3 separate regions of the Mus musculus genome follow, and regions 1 and 2 are each linked to region 3. A link is a loop called in an ENCODE intact Hi-C map of the cell type or tissue named here. Cell type or tissue: gastrocnemius. All regions are shown on one strand. Each heading gives the region's core, and the rest is flanking DNA. Links, peaks and the distances in the headings are about the cores only.

Region 1 (7,731 bases), core at 2,429-6,428, 200 kb before region 3:
AGGTATGCCTCATCTACCTCTCAGTTACTGGGATCAAAGGTGTGTGCCACCATGTTCCTAAAAAATGAAAAAAAGTTTTATTTTATGTTTAAACATGTTTATTTTATGTGCATTGATGTTTTGCCTGCATGTATGTCTAAATGAGGGTGTCAGATCTCCTGGAACCGAGGTTACAGACAGCTATGAGCTGCCATGTGGGTGATGAGAATTGGACCCAGGTGCTCCTAACCATGGAGCCATCTCTCCAGTCCCTTAAAAACTGAAAATTTTAACTTGAAAGATTAAAAAATAAAATTAAAGCTGGGCAGCCGGGCGTGGTGGCGCACACCTTTAATCCCAGCACTCGGGAGGCAGAGGCAGGCGGATTTCTGAGTTCAAGGCCAGCCTGGTCTACAAAGTGAATTCCAGGACAGCCAAGACAGAGAAACCCTGTCTCGAAAAACCAAAAAAAGAAAAAAAAAAAAAAAGGGAAAAATGAAAGCTGGGCACAATGGTGCACGCCTTTAATCCTAGCACTGGGGAGGCAGAGGCAGGTTGGATCTCAGTGAGCTGAGGCCAGCCTGGTCTACAGAGCAAGTTCCAGGTCAGCCAGGCTAGGTAGTGACCCTAGTCAGTGGTTCTCTACCTTCCCGATGCTGTGACTCTTTCACTCACTTCCTCCATGCTGTGGTGATCCCATGCATAAAATTATTTTTATTTCTATTGCATAACTGTAATTTTGTTACTGTTATGAATCATAATGTAAATATCTGTGTTTTCCAATGGTCTCAGGCAACCCCTGTGAAAAGGCCATTTGACTCAAAGGAATCTTTTTTTTTTTTTTTTTTTGCTTTTTCGAGACAGGGTTTCTCTGTGTAGCCCTGGCTGTCCTGGAACTCACAGAGATCCGACTCTGCCTCTGCCTCCCGAGTGCTGGATTAAAGGCGTGCGCCACCACGCCCAGCTTCAAAGGAGTCTTGACCCACGTGTTGACAACCTATTTCAACAAACAAACCTATTTAAATAAGTAGAACCTCTCTGGGTATGCTGGCCCATGCCTTTACTCCCAGCACACAAAAGGTAGAAACACATAAACCTCTGAGTTAGAGGCCAGCATGGTTTACAGAGCAAAGCAAATTTCTGCCAGGTCTACCAGAATTCTATAATAAAATCTTGTCTCAAAAATAATAATACAGGGCTGGAGAGATGGCTCAGCAGTTAAGAACACTGACTGCTCTTCCAAAGGTGTCGAGTTCAAATCCCAGCAACCACATGGTGGCTTACAACCATCTATAATGAGATCTGACATCCTCTTCGGATAGTAGTGTCTGAAGACAGCTACAGTGTACTTACATATAATAAATAAATAAATAAATAAATAAATCTTTAAATAATAATAATAATAATATGGAGCTTAGTGGTGGCACACGCCTTTAATCCTAGCACTTGGGAAGCAGAGGCAGGCGGATCTCTGTAACTTGAGGCCAGTTTAGTCTATAAAGTGAGTTCCAGGTCAGCAAGGACTACACAGAGAAACCCTGTTTTGAAACAAAAACATCATCATCATAATAATAATAATAACAACAACAACAACAGGAGGCTGGAGAAATGGCTCAGCTGTTAAGAGCACCGACTGCTCTTCCAAAGGTCCTGAGTTCAAATCCCAGCAACCACATGGTGGCTCACAACCATCTGTAACGAAATCTGATGCCCTCTTCTGGAATGTCTGAAGACAGCTACAGTCTACTTACATATAATAAATAAATCTTAAAACAAACAACAACAACAACAACGAAGCTTGAGAGAAGGCCCAGGGGTTAAGAGTACTTGTATCTCTTGCAGAGGACCTGGGTTTGGTCCTCAGTACCCACATGGCAGCTCACAATTCTCCATAATTCTATCTTCAGGGGATACAATACACAAATGTGGTACACATATATATACAAAGGTAGAGAAAACACTCATACACATAAGATAAAAATACTACATCTTTTTTTTTTTTTTTTTGGTGTTTTTGAGACAGGGTTTCTCTGTGTAGTCCTGGCTGTCCTGGAACTCACTTTGTAGACCAGGCTGGCCTCGAACTCAGAAATCCGCCTGCCTCTGCCTCCCGAGTGCTGGGATTAAAGGTGTGTGCCACCACGCCCGGCTACATCTTTTTAAAAATAATCTTTTAAATATAAAAGTTAAGTCAAAACAAACCACCTTTAATTCCCTGCCTTCTGAACTAACTTGCCATCAACCAAATCGGTTTGTTGTAGGTCTCCTGTCCATGCTCAACAAAGCTTAAGCAGTCTTTTCCTGAAGGCTCACCACTTCCTGGTAGGCCTAGAAATCAGTTCTGGGTTTAAATTGACTAAGTAATTAATTAAGAGGAAGAGGCTCATGTAGTCTAGGCTGGTCTCATACATAATGTAGCTGAAGATAACCTTGAACTTCTGTTCCTGCCTCCACCTCCCTCGTGCTGGGAGCATATAGTCCTATACCATCATGTCCAGTTTGAAGTCCTTATCCCAGGCTCACACTGGTCCTCTGAACCTCAGAATCATAGCCCCATTTGTTCTAGATGTTTCTACTTCATATCTAAGGGACAACTCACACAAAACACAACTTACAGAGCTTGAGATCATGTTAAGAGCATGTAATACTCTAACAGAGGACCTGAGTTTGGTTTTTAGCACCCACATTTGATAGCTCATAACCTCCAGCTCCAGCTCCAGGGGATGCTATACCCTCCTCTGGATTTCTGTGGGTACCGACATTCAGGAGCACATGTCACCCCCTAACCTCCCATACATATGCATAATTTAAAATAACCAAAACCAAATCTATAAACACACAATTTACAGGTCAGGCATGATAGTGCTTGTCTATAATTTTAGCCTTCCAGAGATAGCAGAGACAGGAGGATCACCAGGAGTTAAAAGTCAGGCTGATTTATGTAGCTGGTTCCAGGCAAGCCAGAGCAAGTGTAAAACCTTTTCTCCATACAAACAAACACAAACCATTTAGTCTCTGTAGTCAAATCTTAATTTATCTCTAGATGTTAATTCCTATTTTTGTTTCTTGGTTTGGTTTGGTTTTTCAGGACAGGGTTTCTTTGTGTAGCCCTGGTTGTCCTGGAATTTGTAAACCAGGCTGGTCTTGAACTCTGAGACCCACCTGCATCTGGAGTGCTGAGACTAAAGGCACCCACAACCGAGCCCACCTCTTAATTCTACCTTTCTTGCACACTTCTGCTAGCTTGCTCTGTCTATCCTACCTACCAAAATGCATCTCAAATCTGACCATTATTCTAAACCTCTCTACTCTAAATTACCTACCTCTGCAATTTCTTCTCTTCAGTTTTTGCTCTAGCAAGAAGTCAGAACGATAACATTAAAATGTAAATAGACCTCAAAGCATTCCAGCTTAAACCCATTCAGTGACTCCCTAGTGCAATTAGGAAAAGAATGACTCCTTACCCAGGACGGGATTCAAGGCCAGACTAGAGATGACTTCAGGCCACCTACTCATTAGAGGCCACTCTACACTTTCTCAAGCACCCCAGCAGTGCAGTTGCCTCTAGAAACATTATCCTGTTTACCCTGCTACAATATATTCAGTCCTCCATTAAGCGGCTACTCAGGTTTAAAGAGCAAGCAATCCGTCCAAGCATTTGGGTTTTCTCTTTTACAAAGTATTAGTTTCCAGAAGTGCTGGGCTTCCCCATCGCCCACGCACCACGGCCAGAGCGCTCCAGGAGAGCTGGGAACCTTTCTTTTACTGGGGATCATCTCAAGACCCCGAGGGGATACTCAGAAAAGTACGGTGCCTTTTACAACCAGGTCACCCATCTCCGAAGCCGGGGTTCTTGGCTTTAAAGCCTACGCTCTGGAGAACAGGAAGCAAGTGCAAAGCCACTTTCCCCCCTGAGACGTGGCTTAAGAGTTAGAACTGCAGGACCCGACTTTTGCCACCCCCAAACCTACATCTGGAGTAGGTTCAAAGGACGTTAGGCAGAGAGTCGAGATGCAGCCACAGAAACTCAGGTTCCCTGCCTCTGTATTCACTCCCCATGCCAGAAAAAGCGGATAGCGCGGACTTAGAATGAAATGCCTACTCTTCTGATTGGGAAAAGAGCCTAAAACTTGGACGCGGATGTCTCACCAAAGATACCTGGTTCCGGGCTCCTCCTCTTGAGTCCTCGCGTTGCGCTCTGCTCGCTGGGATTTGTAGTCCTTCCTAAGGTACCGAGAAGGCGGAATACGAAGGCGAGACAGCACTGGGGAAGATGGGTAAGCTAAGGGGCTTTCGGGACTTGTAGTTCAAAATAGCCAAACGCAGGAAATGGTTGAGGAGAAAAACTGAGAAATAAGTCTTATCAAATTTTGGTTGTGTGGAATATGAACATTGTAATAAACTGTTACCCTGTGCACATTATCAGTTTCTTTAATGGTTCAAAATGTCGACTCTGAGATACAGAGAAACTACAATTCCCATAAAGCAGGGCGCGTTGAAACTTTTGGAGCAAGACATTGGGTTCTACGCAAGCGCAGTGGCGCGAGTTCGGCAGTGAGGCAACATGTCGTCGCCGACGATCCCTTCGCGCCTGTACTCCTTGCTGTTCCGCAGAACTTCCACCTTTGCCCTCACCATCGCAGTGGGCGCCCTGTTCTTCGAGCGAGCCTTCGATCAGGGCGCAGACGCGATCTACGAGCACATCAACGAGGGGGTGAGGGCCTGGGCCATCCTGACCTTGGGCCCGCCTGAAGGGTGACTGGGAGGGAGGTAGGACGGAACTCAATCAAGTCTTACCAGGTCTGGGGTGAACTGTGCCCGTTAATACATCTATTTCTCTTGACATGGTGCGAGGCCTAATTGGTATGTCCTGTCACACAGTTCCACATATTCATTTGCGAAAGCTAACTCCTGACTCCTGAGACATCAGAGGACTTACGGGTCTGAACCACTCCATTAAGTCGGTGGTGAGTTGGAACTCCGACCCCTGCCGTCCTTGCTAGTTTCAAGGGCAGATTTCAGCAAGGCAGTCGTTAAAAGTAGGTCTCCTTAGACCATGTGGCTGACCTTTTAAAATTGATGTTTCAGTTCCGAAGGCCGCCCACGTAGGCTCTTTGGATTAAACGTGAAGACTATGAAACCTCAAGCCCTAACTGGCAATACTGGACTTAAAGCACTTAACCGTGGTATTGAATAAAGGTCATAGTGGATCAAAGATCCTGGGATACAGATGAGGTGCTACCGTTCATACTTAATGATACCACTGAAAGATAGCATCCTGGGAAAATGTGGGGATGAATATAAAGTAGGAAATGGCGAGCCCTCTTTGACTTAACTGTCCCACACTCTGTGCATGTTTTATGTCAAAGGTTGTGAGAGTATTGGGGAAGGTATGTTACTGATGGCCAGCATGTTCATCGACTGGTTTCTTTTTCTCGAGACAGGGTTTCTCTGTGTAGCTATTGCTGTCCCGGAGCTAGATGGTAGACAAGGCTTGGCCTTAGACTCACCCTCCTGCCTCTGCCACCTGAGTGTTGGGATTGTAGGCCTGAGCCACCACCGACCAGCTCCTTCACTGAGTGGCCTTCCTTCTTGCCTTCCTTCCTTTCTTACCTCTTTTGGTTTGTTTTTAAATTTTGTTGTTTTAATTTTATTTGCTTATGTTGTGTCTGCATGTACATCATCTGTGCTAGGAACTGGACGCAGGTCCTCTGGAAGAGCAACCAGAGTACCCTTAGCCACTGAGTCGTCTCTCCAGCCCCCTCAGGGCTCTCTGACCTGCTGCCCAGACAGGCTCTGTCTACTAGTTGCTGTATTTCCTCTGGTGGGGTAGCTTCCTGTCCATATGAAAGTGTTGCCACTCTGATCTTTTTTTTTTTTTTTTTTTAAGATTTATTTATTTAGTATATATAAGTACACTGTAGCTGTCTTCAGATACTCCAGAAGAGGGCATCAGATTTCGTTACGGATGGTTGTGAGCCACCACGTGGTTGCTGGGATTTGAACTCCGGACCTTTGGAAGAGCAGTCAGCGCTCTTAACCACTGAGCCATCTCGCCAGCCCCCACTCTGATCTTTTATAAGCATTTCCAAGTATCGAAAGTTGTCTTAAGTACACTGTCAGAATTCCCCCATTTTCCCGTGCTTCTAGGAATGGGAATTGTGTAACCACTTTAGGTCTGAAGAATAAAAAGTGACTCAATGTGAAATTTGGGGGTGGGGGTGGGGGAAGCATTTTCTAGGTGCTGTTTTTTAATAATGAAGAAACTGGGACGTTCTTGCAACCTATCTTACTGTCTTGTACAAGTGCTGGTTTCCCTTCCCACCTAGTGTGGTTAATGGAGTAGGAGTGATTTGTTATGTTGCTTTTTTGTGTGTTTTGGTTTGGATTTTGATTTTTCAGACAGGGTTTATCTGTGTAGTGGCTGTCTTAGAGCCCACTCTGTAGACCAGGCTGACCTTGAATTCAGAGGCCCACCTGCTTCTGCCTCCCAAATGCTGGAATCAAAGGGTGTACCGCCACCGTCTAGCTCAGCTACATTGTTAACTCTTTCAACACTGATTTCTCTGCTCTTCTCTTTGGACAGCTAGAGTTATTGTAAAATGTGAGGACAAAGGTTAACGGTGAACTGCCTTGTGTTTTAAATGCAGAAACTGTGGAAACATATAAAGCACAAGTATGAGAACAAGGAGTAACACCCTGCCCCTGTGGGACCCGAAGGAACAGTCGCCGGTCAGCTGTTTGCCTGGAGTTGGGGCCTCAGCCTAAGGATGAGTTTCAAGTTGCCGTTCACCGACCGCCAGTGTGTGGGCAAGCTATGGCTCCACTGTACAAACAGACTCACTTCTGCTGTGTTTGAGTACAGCTGTCAGCAAATAAATGCAAAGTGCTCATGAGACCGGCTTTTGCACGAGTCCTTTATTAACTTCCTGATCTCCGCTTGGTAGTTGAGACCGTGCCCAAGCCCCATGCAAACTCCTGAAGACTCTACCATTTGGAGTTGTTCCATTCACGTCCCAAGAATCCTAGTTTGAACTCATCAGCCTGAATAGAGGTTATCTTTAAACCAATAGTCCCAGTCTTTTGTTCTTATTTAATATAAATGGGTGTTGTGGTGCCCAAGGAAGCATTAGATCTCCTGCAACTGGGGGGTACAGATGGTTGTAAGCTACGTGTAGGTGCTGGGAATTGAACTCAGGTCCTCTAGGAGAGCAGCCAGTGCTCTTAACCACTGAGCCACCTCTGCAGTCCCCCCCACCCCCCTTCTTAAATCACAAAGATTCTCTTGGCCATGGGAAAGCACCATGGTCTCAGCTAGGAAAAAGTCTTACCCTGGGAGTCTTGACTCAATCCCTGTCTCAGGCTGAAGTCTTCTCTTCTACCTTTTAACTTGCTGAGTGGCTTTTGGTAGTCTCCATGTCTCTGGGCCACAGCCTCCTGTGGGGTTCCTTTATGGAAAGATCAGTTTATGAGTGTGAAATTAAACCCAAGCCCAGCAGTTCTTAGCTGAGTGTACCAAGGGCCACACCCAACTCTGCTGGACCTGAGTCGCCTCATTATAATTATGATGGGGTTAATAAAGATGATCTGTTGCACAGAGGGTTTTGTGACTTTAAAACTGGTCTGAAGCCAGGTGTGGTGGCGCACGCCTTTAGTCCCAGCACTTGGGAGGCAGAGGCAGGCGGATTTCTGAGTTTGAGGACAGCCTGGTCTAGAGTGAGTTCCAGGACAGCCAGGGCTGTACAAAGAAAC
Region 2 (7,731 bases), core at 2,429-6,428, 93 kb before region 3:
ATGTTTGGTGACAAGCCAACTAACCAAATATGAGAAACTGGATGTTGCATGATAACCATTCTTTCCTGTAAAAATAGTGTTCCTTCCTCGAGGTAATTTAGGAAACAGCTGCTTGTAGGACATCACATTTTATTTGAGAGTTCTGAAAGCACTGGGGGAGGAGAAGGGGAGGGGTACAGAACCACTGGGGTGGGAGAAGGGGGTACAGGACACTGGGGTGGGAGAGGGGGTACAGGACACTGGGGTGGGAGAGGGAGGTACAGGACACTGGGGTGGGAGAAGGGGGGTACAGGACACTGGGGTGGGAGAGGGAGGTACAGGACACTGGGGTGGGAGAAGGGGGTACAAGACACTGGGGTGGGAGAGGGGGTACAGGACACTGGGGTGGGAGAGGGGGTACAGGACACTGGGGTGGTATTAGATGCCACTGGTTAGTTTGCTTTAACATGACTAATTGACCTGTGAATTTCAGCTCAATAACCTGTTAAAAAAATGTGCATTATATGGAATTTCCATATCACCATCTGGAAGAGTGAAAGGCTTGCCGTCAAAGAGCAAATAAAATTAGGCCTCCCTTTTTCCTCAATACAGGACATTCTTTTTTTGTTTGTTTGCTTTTTTGTTTTTTTGTTTCTGTTTTTTGAGACAGGGTTTCTCTGTATAGCCCTGGCTGTCCTGGAACTCATTTTGTAGACCAGGCTGGCCTCCAACTCAGAAATCCGCCTGCCTCTGCCTCTCGAGTTCTGGGATTAAAGGCGTGCACCACCATGCCCGGCCAATACAGGACATTCTTAAGTGAAACTGCCATATTGTTTAGTACCAGCCCACTTTGTTAAGGATACAATGGCTAGTGGAACACACTGTACCACCGCCTTGATTGGGACAAAGCACCAGCAATGAACCTGGTCCTTTTGTGCCATTGGTATAAATATCAACATGATAAGAAGACAAGCTACTAATTGGTATTATTATGAAAAGACTTTGAACCAAATAGAGCCCTGAGCGTTTCAGGTTACCTGAAGAACCTGTGGGCCATGCTTCAAAAGCCATTGCTCTACACTGAATTAGAACGGGAATGAAATGGATCCATTTCCACCAGTAGGGGTACCATGTGCTGTCAGAAAAATCCTGGGAGATATTTTTATACTTACTGGAAATTTTAATTCAAGCACACACAGTGCTATGCTTGCCTTGTTTTAGATTCCTACCACTGAATACAGAATAAAAGTAACGATTTTGATAATGGCATATGCATTACATTGTTTTTAAGAAAATGATCACTTTCAGGCATTTTTGCTGAAGTAATTATATTCTCCTTAAATGTTATCAATGTCACTGTAATCTTATTTTGAATATAGAAAGGTTTTTTTTTTTTTTCCTGCTTGTTAAAAATAGGGCCTGGTGTGCGCTCAACACACACGCTGTATCCTCAGCCCCTACAAAGGGAGTTTTCCAGGCCATGCAGAGTTTGCTCTTTTGTATTTAGAGACAATTTCCTAATATCTGCCTTCCAGGCTTCCAGGAGTGGAGAGGAAGGGAAGTATGATGTGCACAGATGTCCCTCAACATCAGATCACTTGAGTTCAAACTCTGGCCTTCTTGTTTCATCTACATCTAAGGCTGAAGTGGTTTGGTGCAAGCTAAAAGATTCGGTGCACACCATGAATTCAAGGGTACAGTAAAATTTCTTCAAACATTTTAAATACTGGTCGAGGATTCAGTCAAAGATTTCCTTTCTCACTCCAGATCAAAAAGCAAATTGTTATTGTTGATAAACAGAGAGGCAAGCGACAAGCTGATCCATGTGCTCTTTCCATGTGGACTGTGGGAGCTGTGGGATTGGTGGAGCAGGTGTGAATTTCCTGTTGCCTGAGTTGTTTACCTGGAGCCACTTTATCAGTGTCCAGCCATCCAGCAGGGATTGTCCTGGCAGTGAAGTGCTAGCTCCAGTTCAGGTTCCCCACTGCTGGCAGTCTGTCTGTCTACTCTGTGTGTCCTGTTGTCCATCTATTTGATGCTCTATTTTTTTTTCTTGTCCCACAAAGGCCATGAGAATATACACAAAGGGAAACCAGGACAGTGGATTATAAATGAAAGTGTATAGTTTACTGCTATCACTACCAAAAGATTTTTTTTTTTGACCCAAGAGGTGCAATCATTGTACTTCCAATTTAGCCTGTGCTTTTCTAGTGAAGGTGAAAACGGAGACACAATCAGCTGCATTGAAGAGGAGGAAGACAGGTCCTTGGAGGGCGGTGGGAAGTCTTTGCTAACTGATCTGTGATGTAGTGCCTTCCTTGACCTTCCTTGAGATTCTGTGATGTGGTGGGTAGCCCAGAGAGTAATAGGACAGTTTGTGTTGTTATCTGGGCCTGGGTTTGAAGTTTAAGTTAAATTCAACTTATTCTGGGTTTTACTTTTTTTTTGTTTGTAAAATAAAGATAGGCCTGACCATTTATGAAGATTCAACTAGATAAATATAAACACTTGCTCTTCCATAATTAGGAGATTTGTCTGGCTATTGTGTTGTGCAATTTTAGGTTCTGGAGACATAATGACAAATAAGACAGCATCCTTTTTTTCTAATTATTCTTAAACTCCAGTGGGGGCAGAGAGGCAATAATGTTGAATACAAAGAAACAAATAATGGGGGGGGGGAGATAAACAATTTAACAAATACAGGGATAAATTTCATTTACTTGTCTTCTGATAAAAAATCAAGGTCATGTTAAAATTCATCTAAGGAAGTGAAATATCTTTGAGGATTTGTTAGGACCTAAGCCAGTAGATCTCAACCTTTAAACGCTGTGACTTTAATATAGTTCCTCACGTATGCTGACTCCCAACTTACTTTCCTCGCTAATTTATAACTGTAATTTTCTACTACCATGAATCATAATGTAAATATCTGAGGTTCAGGATATTTGAGACCCCGAGGACTGCTGACCTAAAATAAGGTATTACAGTGTTAGACTATGGGGCTCTTCTGGAGGCCAGTCAAAGTAGGGATTCTTTTCCCCCTTGCTTTTCTTTGAGCACTGAGGTTTTTTTTATTAGGAGCTGGCGTTGAGGCAGTTTGAACTTGTATTCTGGGCATAACTTATAGCACACTATATTTACATGCACGGTATTAAGTTAGTTTTATATTGACTATACTTGCTGGGGATATAATATCACTACTGTTCTTAGTTTTAATAGAAAGTAGAGTAAGCTGAAGTGCTGTCTTGGTCCATTAAGTTGGAAAAGAAGCCTGAAAAATCTTTCTAAACCTTGTTTTTCTTTTTCTTAATTCGTAACGGTTTATTTATTCACTTCTCATTTTTCTTTTCTTCCTCCTGACGCTTCTCTGCAGCCACAGTCTGGTGACTTGCAGCCCCGCCCACATCCTGGGGCGTGACCAACGAGCCAGGCCCCGCCCTCGCCCATCCCGTGACGGCCAGTCTTCCCCCCCGCCCCCCATCCCACAGCGGACAGCGCGCCGGAGCGTGCGCGCGCGCCCCCGCTCTCAGCTCCGATCGGTCTCGGGAGCGCGCTCTGTGTGGCCGCTGCCGCCATGTTGTTGTGGTTGTGAGAAGGCGGCGGCGGCAGCGGCGGCGGCGGCGGCGGAGCAGCCGGCGGAGACGCTCCAGCGGCCCAGGCGCTGGCCCCCGCCGACCCTGGCTGGCAGCCTCCTGGGGTGGCGGAGGAGGCCCTGCGGTGGCGGGCCTCGCCATGTCCTGCCGCCTGGTAAGAAGCCCACCCTCCGGCTCTGGTGGCGAGGAGGTGCTGGAGGAGGGGCGGACCTGGGCCGAGTGCGGCGGCTGTCACCGGCCGGGGAGGCGGCGGCGGGCCGAGGGCTGGGTTGGCCGCGGCCTCCCGGGGCAAGCTCTCAGAATGGAGCACCGAGGCCCGGTCGGGCGAGTCGGGGGAGGCGGGGTCGCCGAGCTCGGCGGCCATCCTGAACCTGGCGGTGGGTAACACTCGGAGTGTTGGGAGCTGCGGCTGGGGCGCCCTGGAAAACGCTCCCGGGCCTCCGGGAGGTGAGCGTGTGGCCCGAGGCCCTGGTCGAGACCGTGGGAGTCCTTAGTGGCGAGAGGCCGGAGGTCGTGCTGTTGGAAACCACGGGCGAGCTGTGCGGGCCTCAGCCTAACTGCAGCAGGGCATCCTCCTGACCTGGTAGTGCTTGAAGGGGAACGAAGGTCCAGGGGTGGTTGGAGGAGCTCGGGGAACACTGCTCAAGTAGCTCTGCAAAAGATCAGTATTATTTCTTGGGTTGAAATTGTACTGGATGTATTGCATTTCATGACCCAAGATGGTATTGTTGGGGCCAGAAAACTTATTTCAAAAATTGGAAGTAGAGTTTGCACACTCTGTTAGGCCACCAGGAGTCAGATCATCTCACTTGTGAGTTTTACACACAGGTTTCTGTTAGATATTAATGTTCAGTCATTGTCAGAATGAAGTTTACGTTTTTATTCTTCTTACTATCTTGACATCCACTTGGCTTTTTGACATTTAGGGTCTTTTTTTTTTTTTTTTTTGTATTAAAAGTGCATGTGTTCTTGTAGTGGAGGCTCAGCCTCGTTCCTCTTGTGAACAGTGAGCCGTCAGAAGTTACGATTGAATGGTAGATGGTTCTGTATCAAAATGATCTTGTTTGTGGGGATGTGAAGGAGGCCTTCTTTGAGATTCTGCAATGTTTCTGTGTTTTTTACTTGGAAACCAAATAACATGCGTTGATGGCCAGTGAAAGACTTCTTTTCCATGCTTGACTGAGTAGAAGAGTTTACAGAATGACACCGTTGTGGGTAAACACTATGCAATATGTTATTAAACTAAATTTGGAAGCTTCTAGAAGGTTAGAGTGATTGCCTATGAAGACATATTTCACCCCTACCATTTTTACTTTTTAGGTAACTGTGAGCAGCATAATGAATTTGTTCACAAGGCATCAGAACACATTTTATCAAATTAAATGTTGTATAGCTGAACGTATGTCCAAAAACCTAGAGGAAAATAAAGGAAGTGAGGCCTGAAGTCTGCTTCTGGCCCACAGAGGGGTCCTAAAGGTGCTTTCTAACATGCCAACATTGTAGTTACTTCTAAACCATCTGGCTCAGGTTTCCAGTAAAGTGGAGGGTAGCAGGGTGTGTTACAGTCATTTGAGACCAGGGTTGTGGACCTGGAAGGTGTACTGTAGGTTGTGACAAGTTCTTGAAATTTGCTCCAGGCTGTGAGGTATGGTAAAGTCAGTTTAAAGACCCTCTTAACAGCACTAGTTTTTGCTTTCTGTGATAAAGTGGAATTCTGAGTTACCAAGAGATAAATTCATATTTCAAAGGTGTGTTGAGGATTGTTACAGTTTTGGAAGAGGTGGAAGAAAGTGTTAACAGTTGCATAGGGTTGTATTCTGACATATCATAGAGAGGCTCACCCAGTTGTTCACTAACACCAGAAACCTTGTCTGTTTTGTTTCCTGATAATCCCCACTACTTACCATAGTTCTCACAGAATTTTCTTTTCAGATTTTTTAAAAAAATCAAATGAATAGTATTGGTATGAGAAACACTAGTTAGTTATTAAAAATTACTTGATGTCTTACATTGAAGAGGGATTTTCATTCTCTTTTTAAGTCTTAATGCATTTAAAACTTTAGGTGTTGACACATGTTACTGACTTTATAGGTGGTATAGACAGATGGCCATTCTGTGCTGCTGGGTATATCTGGATCATTTGTGGCATTAATGGCTGTTGGGATATTACTTCTCTGTACTCAAGTTTCCTCATTTACATAATTTAGAACTCATACTGAGGCCAAGTTTTTACATATTTTAAGTATATATTTTTTAAAAATATGGGTATTTAAAAGAAATAACAACTCAGGCTAAAATTTCCAAGAGTTTGAGATGACTGTGGGCCAGCCACATAAGCAAGTACCACATTAGCCAGGGCTTTATAGGAAGATCCTATCTTAAAAATTGAAAACAGAAGCAGAAGAGATGGCTTACTGGGTAAAGACACATGCTTCAGGGGCTGACAACTTGAGTTTGATCCCCTGGACCCATGTGGTGGGAGGAGAGAACAAAACTCTAAGTTGTCTGACCTCCACATGTGTGCACTGACACATATGCACACACACACACACACACACACACACACACACGAGAAACTCAAAAAGAAATAAAACTCTTATAAATTTGTCCTAAGATTCCAGAAAGAGTATTCTGTTCTTGAGTTTTGCTTTTAGCTTATGGATTTTATACATTTCCCAAAAATGCTCAGGAAATTGAGTGCATGTTGCAAGTATGCAGAAACAGTACTCGTATGCTGTTGTAATTCTCTTTATGTTGAAATCGAGTCAATTTCACAGAGGGCACTTCATAATCTGGTATGAAGACACAATTCTAAGAATGTTTGGGAGAAGTTTGTGCACATTTTATGTCTAGTTGTTTCTTACGGATTACCCAGTTATATATTTTAAATAGTGAATTTGTTTTTATATTTTAGAAATTATGTCTATTTCTGAGTATGAGTGTAGGTGCACATATGCAATGGTGAACATGTGTAGGTCAGAGGACAGCTTGTAGGAGTTGATTCTCTCCATCATGTGTGTCTGAAACTCAGGTTGCAGGTTTGGTTGTCAGTGCTTCTATCTCCTAAGCTAGCTCCTTAGAGCATTGGTGGTGAATTTTATGTAATTTCATAATCAGTGAAACCAATTTAAAATGAAGTTTGAGCTAAGGTTCTCAGTAATTCAAGACTACTACATGCCATTGCTATTTTTAATCTTAATTTTGCGATCTTGATACTAGTGTGCTTTCATTTTCATTTTTTGTACTGTATGAAGAAACAAAAGCCTTTTAAAGTTGACATTTTAAAGTTTTATTTGATAAAAATAAAGATTGTTTTAGTGTGATAGTGGATAGCTCAGGAAGTCTCAAGTCTGCCTAGTGCTGCTCCTTAGCCCTTTTGTTTTTGGCAAGCCATAGAACATTCCCTCATTATTAAAGGAAGAACAATGTTTTCTTATTTCACAGGTTGTGAGGGAAGAGCAATGGAATGGCACATAAAAAACAAGCTAAATAATGTAATGATAGAATCCTATTGCATTAGAATTCTTTTTTTAAAAAGTTTTTCATGAAAGAGTTGAATTGTCTAGCTAGGCAGTGGTGGCTCATGCTTTTAATCCCAACACTCAGGAGGCCTAGGCAGGTGCATCTCTGAGTTCGTGGACAGCCTGGTCTACAGAGTGAGTTCTAGGACAGCTAGGGCTACACAGAGAAACCCTGTCTCATCCTTGACCTCCCAGTAAACACAATTGGCTAGTGAGCAGAAGTCAACCAGGAACATGTTAAATGCAGAATTTCCTGATGCCACTGGGAAGGCAGCTGAAGTGGAGAAACCCTTGAGTACTTGTATCTGTTACAGAAAGAGTCATGGGGTTGCAGGGGCTGCAGTAGAGTGGAGCCCGTCTTGCAGGGTGAGTTCTTGTTGGGAACTGGAATTGAAGTAAAGCCATCAATTCAAATGCCATAAGGATCAAGTGGAATACACTTCACTGTATTTGATCTCTTTCTTATTTTGGAGCTGTGATGGAAGGTGGTTGGAGCAAAGAGCTTAGCATGTTCTGTGTAAAAGTTATAGAAGTGTGTTTTTGTTTCTTTTTAAAGTTTTTAAAATTTTGTATGTATGTGGGTATACCATGTATGTGCAGGAGCCTGCAGAGGTCAGAGAGATGTCAGATCCCCTGGA
Region 3 (7,731 bases), core at 1,190-5,189:
CAGGTACTTCTCCCTACTGCTCACTGTCCTGACAGCTGCTGACCTGGCAGCGACAGTCCCTGGCAAGTGCATGCTTCCTTGTTGCTAAAGCTGTGTCTACAGAAAGAAAAACACCAGCACTCACTGTGTCCAGAGCAGAAGCAGCTGGCAATGCAGGGGAACCCTGATGAGAATATTTCAATAGAGCAGTGCTGGGCCACCTGTTGCAATGCACAGCTTTAATCCTAGCACTCAGGAGATAGAGACGGGTGGATAACTGCGACTTTAAGATTAGCCTGGTCTATGTAAGAACTTCTAGGATAGGCAGGGCTACTATACAGGGAGACCCTATCTTTAAAAAAAATAAAAATAACATTTTTTTCTTATATTCATTGTATTTAGCTTCAGATGATTAACAGGACTTTTGTGTTGAAAGATTGGTGAGATTTAGAATAGAGCTCAATGAACTCTAATGGTGTTTGTGATTGTCACTTTAACATGTGACATGTGGAAGGAAGGACTCTTGTTTTGAGATGAATTAGAATCACTTGTGGCTAGACAGAAAGTTTCAGAGACACAAGACATGAGAGCTATAGAGTAATATCTTGTGGGGAGACATGAACAGCCCTCTATAAATCCCAGATAGGACACTGACTACAGACCTAAGAAATGGTTCCACCTGAGGCTGTCTTGCTGACCTCGGGGAGCTTCTAAGGTCACTTCTAGGAGTGTGTGTGGGTAAAGGATGAGCTGGAGGGCTATAGAAGATTCAGAAGTAGCTGTATCACTGGAAGACTCCCCAGAGTGGTAACTCGTGACAGCCACATTATTGGCTTTAGCTAGACACTACAGACATGTCTACCAAAGTTTTCTTCCCCAGCAAGTGTTTGCTGCTGTTACAACCCTTGGAGAGCTGCATATGTCATGAGCTTCTTACAAGCCTTCCTCTGCCTGCATAGGGGTTTTTACTATGAGGGAATGGTATCTATATAAGGGCTAAGGGTGCACATTTTAAAAAGGGGTTGGTGATACACAGATGTGCTATAGTATGTAAACGAGGTCCTCTTAACACTTTAATGCCTTTAAGTGACATTTGAAATAGAGTACATACTTAAGCACTAGCTTTATAAGTTAGTGACCAATTTGCTGTTACACAGTCATGTTAAATTTTTAGGAAGTCGTATTATGTCTTGTAATGTTAACATTCTCCATTTTACTTTGTGGTTTGTAGACCTTTTAGACTGACCAAAGTGAGCCAAACAATGGCTTAGTTAAAAAGTACCACACCAGGACCTATTGCACTCCAATATTGAGGCTTTAGGAAGGTATATTTCTTGTGACAGTCTTGGGAAGGTAACCAGCTTGTTCATTTAGCCTATCGAAGGCAAGTTCTGATGCCACCCTGAATACTGAACGTGAAGGACACTGCCTGTGGCTCAGTAGGACCCATTAAGCCTTCAGTGTCCATTTTCATCAGTTTTGTTTTCAGACACCAAAGTAGGTCACCAAATTTACCTGTCACTCAGGCACTGAGAATGACATGGAATTAGAGAACAGGAAGCTAAAGGGATTGGGAGGCTGGGAAAGCAGCTGGCTGCTGGATGGACCAACAGCTGTGGTAGATCGACTGCCTGGCATTTATGAGACTTGTGACTTGGAGCAGAAGGGGGAAGTACTCTTTCTGAGTAAAAGGCTTTCAGTAAAAGCCATTTTTCTTCCTTTAGGCAGAAAGCTTAAGTATGCTAGCTAAGAAGAGCTCCTTAGAATACGTTTTTGTTTTTTAATTAGCTTTTTTTTCTTTCTTTTCTGTAATTCAATTCTGGAAGGTGTGAGTTCTAGGGTTGCTCATTCTAGATACCTAGACTATGTGGATAAGTAGAAATTGTCACCATCAATCCTTGAGAGAAAACCTGCCAAGATTGTGGTTGAAAGTTCTTGGTATAGTTCTGTAAATCAAGCAGGCTTCCTGGAGCTGCTCTCTATTGAAGGGCATGTGTCTTATGTCTCTTATCTCAGAATTGGATCCCTGTGTTGTTTAGTTTTGTTGGGGGTGTCTTGAAGAATGTTCAGGACACTCCACCACTTTTCAGTGCCAGCAGAGATGATGTCTTATTCAGTATGATCAAGGCAACTCTTACAAGAAAGCATTTAACGGGGCTACAGTTTCAGAAGTTTAGTTCCTTAGCAGCATGACAGTAAGCATGGCTGCACTCAGGGCTCTAGAACAGTCCCCGTGAGCTACTTTTTGATTTGCAGGCCAAGAGACAAGAGAGAGGGACAAGGTTTGGCATGGGTTTTTTTTTTTTTAAACTTTAAAGCCAATCCCCAATGATGCACTTCCTCCAACAAGTCACACCTGTTCCAACAAGGCCACAGCTTCTAATCCTTCTCAGATAGTGGCACTCCTTATGGCTAAGCATTTAAGTATATGTACCTGTGGGGGCCATTCTCATTCAAACCACCACAAATAGCAAAATGCCCCTAAATCCAGCATTTCCCAGATTTAGTTATGTGTGGACTGCAGCAAAGTCATTCGCAGCAGTTACTTTGCAATACTGGCCTGAACCAGTACCTGATTAGAGCTACAGAGTTGCTCTAACACAGCAAGATCTTGAGAGACTTCCATCTGTTGTGCAGCTTACAGCATCTCTGTGTGCATGGTGATCCTTATCAGATAGAGAGCTTGCCTGACCATTGGATTAGAGGCAGTTAAAACCATTGCATCTTCATGTACAATGGAAGCATTCCATGTTTAGTAAGTTTTTTTTTTTTTACTAGACCTTTTACCTTTTTGTATTTTAGCAAGTTCTGTTTGTTAAGATGGTAAAATGTCTGTTTTATCTAATTTTCTTTTTTCTTTTAAATTTTAAAGTGATTGTAACTTTTGTCATTGAGTGGGCTTTCATGCAATACAAAGCTTTTTAGGAGATCAATTACTGCTACTTGTAGTGACCCAGTTGGCCCTGAAAACCCAAGACCAGAGTGCCATCTGCTGTTCTGCCTCTGTGCTAGGAAGCCTTGCAGAGACAGAGGCCTCTCAGGAAAGGTCCCTTCACCCTTTTCTGGGAAGTTTGCAGTCATTTCAGATCTGTGGTTTTCAGCCTGATAGGGAGACGCAGCAAAAACCATGGAATTTCACATCATTTGTTTGATTTGAGTGTGAGCCCATGCGGTGTTGGTAATGATGTGTTCTGCGAGCTGTTCGCAACTCAAGGTGAGGTGGGATTGAAAACCTCTAAGCAGACTACTCTAGTGGGATTTGCTACCACCACATTTAATCTAGTGCTTGTGAATTTAAGGATTATATTTTCTCACATTATTTCCTAAAAAAGGAAAAAGGAATGGAATACTGTGTTCTGTGTAAACCCATCTCTACTATCTGTGTGCAGGTTTGCATGTGCAAATTCAAGAGCATTTTAAAGAATATGAGCATTTTCTTCAGTATATAGAATTGGTAGAATATTGCTTACCAGATTTTGTAAAGTATTTCTTGGGGCTGAAGAGTTGGCTAAGTGGTGAGGAGCACATGCTGGTCTTCCAGGGCAATGGAGTTTGGTCACCGGCACCCCTCCCCCACTGGACTTCACAGCTGCCTTCAGTTGTAGCCACACACACACACACACACACACACACACACACACACAGAGCAAAAATATTTTTTAATTAAAAGATTTATAAAATTTTATTTGTTTAGTGTGTGTGTGTGTGTGTGTGTGTGTACAAGCACACATGCCACAGCACATGTGATCCAGCTTTGTTGAGTCAGTGCCTCCTTCTCCGTTTACATGAGTTCAGGCATGGAGTGGGTCCAGTGCTTTAACCACTGAGCTCTCCATTTTTATAGCACTTCAACCTTAAGGAAGCTTTAGGTATGCTAATACAATCTAGCAATCTTTACTACATTACATTTAGAGTTGTGCTAACCCACCTCTACAAACAGTGTTACTGTATTTTCATTGAACAGAATGAAACCTCACACTCATTGGCAGTCATTCCTTACTTCCCCAACTGCTCTATCCCAAGCTAGAGCCAGGAATGCACTGTTTCTCTAGATTTGCCTATTCTGACTAGGTAATACATCTTAACAACTCATGTCCTTTGTGATGGGCTCACTTCACTCTATGTGACACTTTCCAATTTATCTATGGCATAGCATGGGTCTAAACTTTGTTTTTTTACAACTAAATATTACATTTTTCCAACTTTTTAATTGACATGCTGGAAAACATGAAAATTTAGTAGCATCTCAGAGTGGACTCTGAGAATCATTTCTGGCTTTGGAAAAGAATCTGTCAGAGTATAGTTTGCTGGGTTGTGATTTCTTCCCTCTGAGATGCTTGAGCAAGCATGACTGGGCATCGAGCACTGTGTCCATAGTAAGACTAACTTGTGACACGTGACATCTCTGGAGAGCTGTAAAAGGATTTCACTGTAGGCCAAGAGAATGTTGTATTTGCAGAGATGGGATGTGTTTGGAAAGAATCATCAAGCCAGCAGTAGTGAATATATGGATACTGCAGTAAACCTTCAGAAGTGAGGCAGAACAGTTTGTTTTGTACCTTAGCAGCTTTATGTGTTGGATTCAGTATCAGAAATGGGTGTTTGTGCTTAATTATTACATAGTAGAACTGGTATAATATTTATAGATTTTTTTTTTTAAAATCTTATTTCCCAAAAATAAAGATTCAGAATATCTAAACTGTGAGTGCTAGTTCATTTTCTCTAAGAATATTCTCTTACCGTTTGTTGGTAACTTTACAGAGAGCACTATCATGAGATGATGATTGAGAAAGCATCAGGCTATTTACAATCAATTTCCATCCTTTTATGAGTGCAGAGCATCAGATGGGGCCTTGAAACAGTACACTCAGGAGGGGAGGGGATGAGGGGCTTCCAGATGGGAAACTGGGGAAGGACACTCACTGTTGTCTCCCCACAGGCACCAGAGCAATGGAGCTGTCATTGCCCGCTGCGGACAACCGGAGGTTAGCTGGTGGGGCTGGCGAAATGCTGATGATGAACATCTGGTGCAGTCAGTGGCCAGAGCCTGTGCTTCTGACTCTCAGTCAAGTATCAGCAAGGTTTCCACTCGGAACAGTTGTCGGGACTTTCCCAACGCAGGGGATCTTTCAGATGTGGAGTTCGGTAAGGTGCTCACTAGGCCCATGCAGCAGTTTTTTAAAGCATCCGAAAAGCTTATCTTAAAGTGCCTTTTCCTTAAATGATACAATGTTAAATCAGAGTTTTTGAATCTCTGTCCTGGAACTCACTATTTAGACCAGGCTAGCCTTGACATCACAGAGAACCGCCTGCCTCTACTTCCTGATTGTTGGGGCATACATCATCACACCTGGCTGTATAAAGTTACTTTTCTTTTTTGAATATGTATGTATGTATGTATGTATGTATGTATTTGTTTGTTTAATGTATGTGAGTACACTGTAGCTGACTTCAGACACATCAGGGGAGTGCAGTCAGTGCTTTTAACTACTGAACCATCTCTCCAGCCCTAAAGTTACTTTTATAAGAGAGAATTCAGTGAGTTTGTTTGAGGAGGGACAGGTCTTGACAAAGCACTGGAAAATCTTTTGTTTCAAGGCAAATGTTGTCTTCCTTGCCATTGTGACAAGAATGAAGTAATTGGATGAGGATGTGGGTTGTCTCCAGTCTGTGGAGAAAAATACCTGCTTTTATGAAAGGACTACAGGGGTAGAAATGAGGGTAAGACATTAGGTGAAGTGGGAGTTTCATCTAATGTGCTTTGGGAATTGGTTTTGGAAAATAAATCCTTATCAATTTCAAGAGGCAGAGGGTACACTGAAGGCAAGAACCAGGTCTGGCTAGGCGGCTCCATTGATTGGAGTTCATTTTGTTCTGTTTTTACTGTAATATGTGCCTCTGGTACTAGATAGTCACAGTTCTAGGAGAGCTGGGTCTGCTTAGTTTTTATCCCCTTCTTGATGCCTGCAGATTCCTCTCTGTCAAATACTTCAGGAGCAGAAAGTTTAGCTCTCCAGCCCCAGAAGCTTTTGATCTTGGATGCACGCTCCTATGCAGCAGCTGTGGCAAATCGAGCCAAAGGAGGAGGCTGTGAGTGCCCAGGTGGGTGTATAGTCTGTCCCCGCATCATCTGTCCTTGTCAGTGCCCCTCACTCACAGCCTAGGCTTCAGTTAAAGTAAATGGCAAAGCGCGTTCTTTGCCCTGCATCCAGAAAGCCAGGCCGTCTCTCTGGATCCTTGACCTCTGTGAGCTTTGGCTGAGGTGCAGACCATCTTCCTCCTGTGTACCAACCTCAAGGATAGGAAAGCTGGTCTCTGCCCACAGGTCTGTAGAGGCTCTGTTTCTCAATCTGTTGTCTCTCACAGTACATAAGTGAATCACTAGCTTCCTGCCACTCCCACGGACTTCTTAGAAAAGCGGGGTCAGTTGGAGGTAGTAAATACAGAGCTCTAGTGTTCCGCCCTTTCTGACTCTGCCACGGCCCTGCTGTTTGAGTGCTGCTACTTTGCTGCTTTTACATTTGCTGGTGAGATCCTTAACTTGAATGTATTGTGGGTTTTTTTAAATTGTTTTTCTCTACAGAGTATTATCCTAACTGTGAAGTTGTGTTTATGGGAATGGCAAACATACATTCTATCCGGAGGAGTTTCCAGTCTCTGCGGCTGCTGTGCACACAGATGCCAGATCCTGGAAAGTAAGGCTTGGCTTTAATGCGTATGCTTCTTTTGTTGTTGCCGCTGTATTGCTGGGTTTGGTTTGGTTTGATTTTAAATGAGTTTAGAGGTATCTTTTGTTTGTTAGTGACCCTTAGTTATACTTTTGATCCCTGTTGATAGTCTTCTTGGCCTAGAAGCTGTTTTTTTCTACAGCATAGAACATCAACTGTGGAAAAAATAGTCCAGCTCCTTTGCAGAGTTTGTGTTGTTGTTGTTGTTTTTAATTTATTTTTGAAATTAAAATATAATTACATCATTTTCCCCCTCCCCTTTCTCTCCACCCCTATTATAATGTGTGTGGCTATTCAGGCTTTCTATGTCTGCCCCAGTTCCCGAATAACAACTCGGAGGCTTATCATTTACTAATAAATGCCTACTTTGTTTCCCAGCTAGCCCGTAAGTAATTATCCTGTTATTCTATTCTATCTCTGCCACATGGCTGGTTACTTCTCCTCAGTTTCATATGTCCGACTTCCTCCAAGCCCGGACGGAGAAAACTCCTGTGCCTGAACTCTTTGCCAGAGTTCTTCTCTCTGCTAATGTCCCACTTTCTAACCTCCTCACCTTCTTGGCCATCAGATTTTTTTTAATTTTGACCAATCAGAAGGTGCCTTAAGCAGGCAAAGAAGGAAAGAGACACATCTTCACATAGTACATATGCCTACAATGTGTGTGCATATTTCTAAGTATATAAATATTATCTGTTCAGTCCATATAGTGTTACTTTTTTTTTTTCAGGACTGATCACTTGGTATTGGATAATCAATTTGGAGGCTCTTTCCAATCTAGTTATTTCTTAGTTGACCTTTAGTTTTTGTTTGGGGTACCCAGCCTCACTGGTACATGGGTAACACAGTTCTGTCACAGGGTTTGGATGTGCAGCACATAATAGATCTCAGGCCTCAGAACAGAAGCAGCAAACCCTTTTCTGTTGGTTGTTGCCACAATATGAGTGCCACTCATGTACATGGTAGCAGTCAGCCCTGAGGATGAAGCAGTGTCTGACTCTTAGTCACTATTCTGTTGCTGTAAAAA

Evidence for each region. Peaks named below come from ENCODE experiments on the same cell type or tissue, not always from the same donor. Only the 100,000 strongest peaks of a DNase experiment are listed, where the experiment ranks them.
Region 1: it touches region 3 in a loop (3.0-fold over the local background); 4 of 42 quality-filtered maps call a loop at or near these places.
Region 2: a loop joins it to region 3, with 2.3 times the contacts of the local background. A loop is called at or near these places in 2 of 42 quality-filtered maps.

Annotation. Positions count from the first base shown.
Region 1 is chr11:4,701,119-4,708,849 of GRCm38, reverse strand. Uqcr10 (ubiquinol-cytochrome c reductase, complex III subunit X) reads left to right here and starts at 4,506. Exons shown (of 2, transcript NM_197979.3): 1 at 4,506-4,693; 2 at 6,630-6,882. The coding sequence starts at 4,544. The coding sequence ends at 6,674. Zmat5 (zinc finger, matrin type 5) reads right to left here and starts at 4,194. Exons shown (of 6, transcript NM_026015.3): 1 at 4,129-4,194. It overlaps Gm51883 (a long non-coding RNA gene), which reads right to left. Exons shown (of 2, transcript XR_003949632.1): 2 at 6,658-7,427. In gastrocnemius, for the core only: no CTCF peak of the experiment used is centred there; DNase peaks (open chromatin) are centred at 4,188 and 4,529; H3K4me3 peaks cover 3,172 bases; H3K27ac peaks cover 2,424 bases.
Region 2 is chr11:4,590,598-4,598,328 of GRCm38, reverse strand. Mtmr3 (myotubularin related protein 3) reads left to right here and starts at 3,539. Exons shown (of 19, transcript NM_001373897.1): 1 at 3,539-3,726. In gastrocnemius, for the core only: a CTCF peak has its summit at 4,357; a DNase peak (open chromatin) is centred at 3,454; H3K4me3 peaks cover 2,585 bases; H3K27ac peaks cover 3,821 bases.
Region 3 is chr11:4,496,281-4,504,011 of GRCm38, reverse strand. Mtmr3 (myotubularin related protein 3) reads left to right here. Exons shown (of 19, transcript NM_001373897.1): 9 at 4,919-5,124; 10 at 5,950-6,081; 11 at 6,563-6,674. Among named protein-coding and RNA genes, the nearest start is that of Hormad2, 59 kb to the right of the region's middle. In gastrocnemius, for the core only: a CTCF peak has its summit at 2,976 (motif pointing left); no DNase peak of the experiment used is centred there.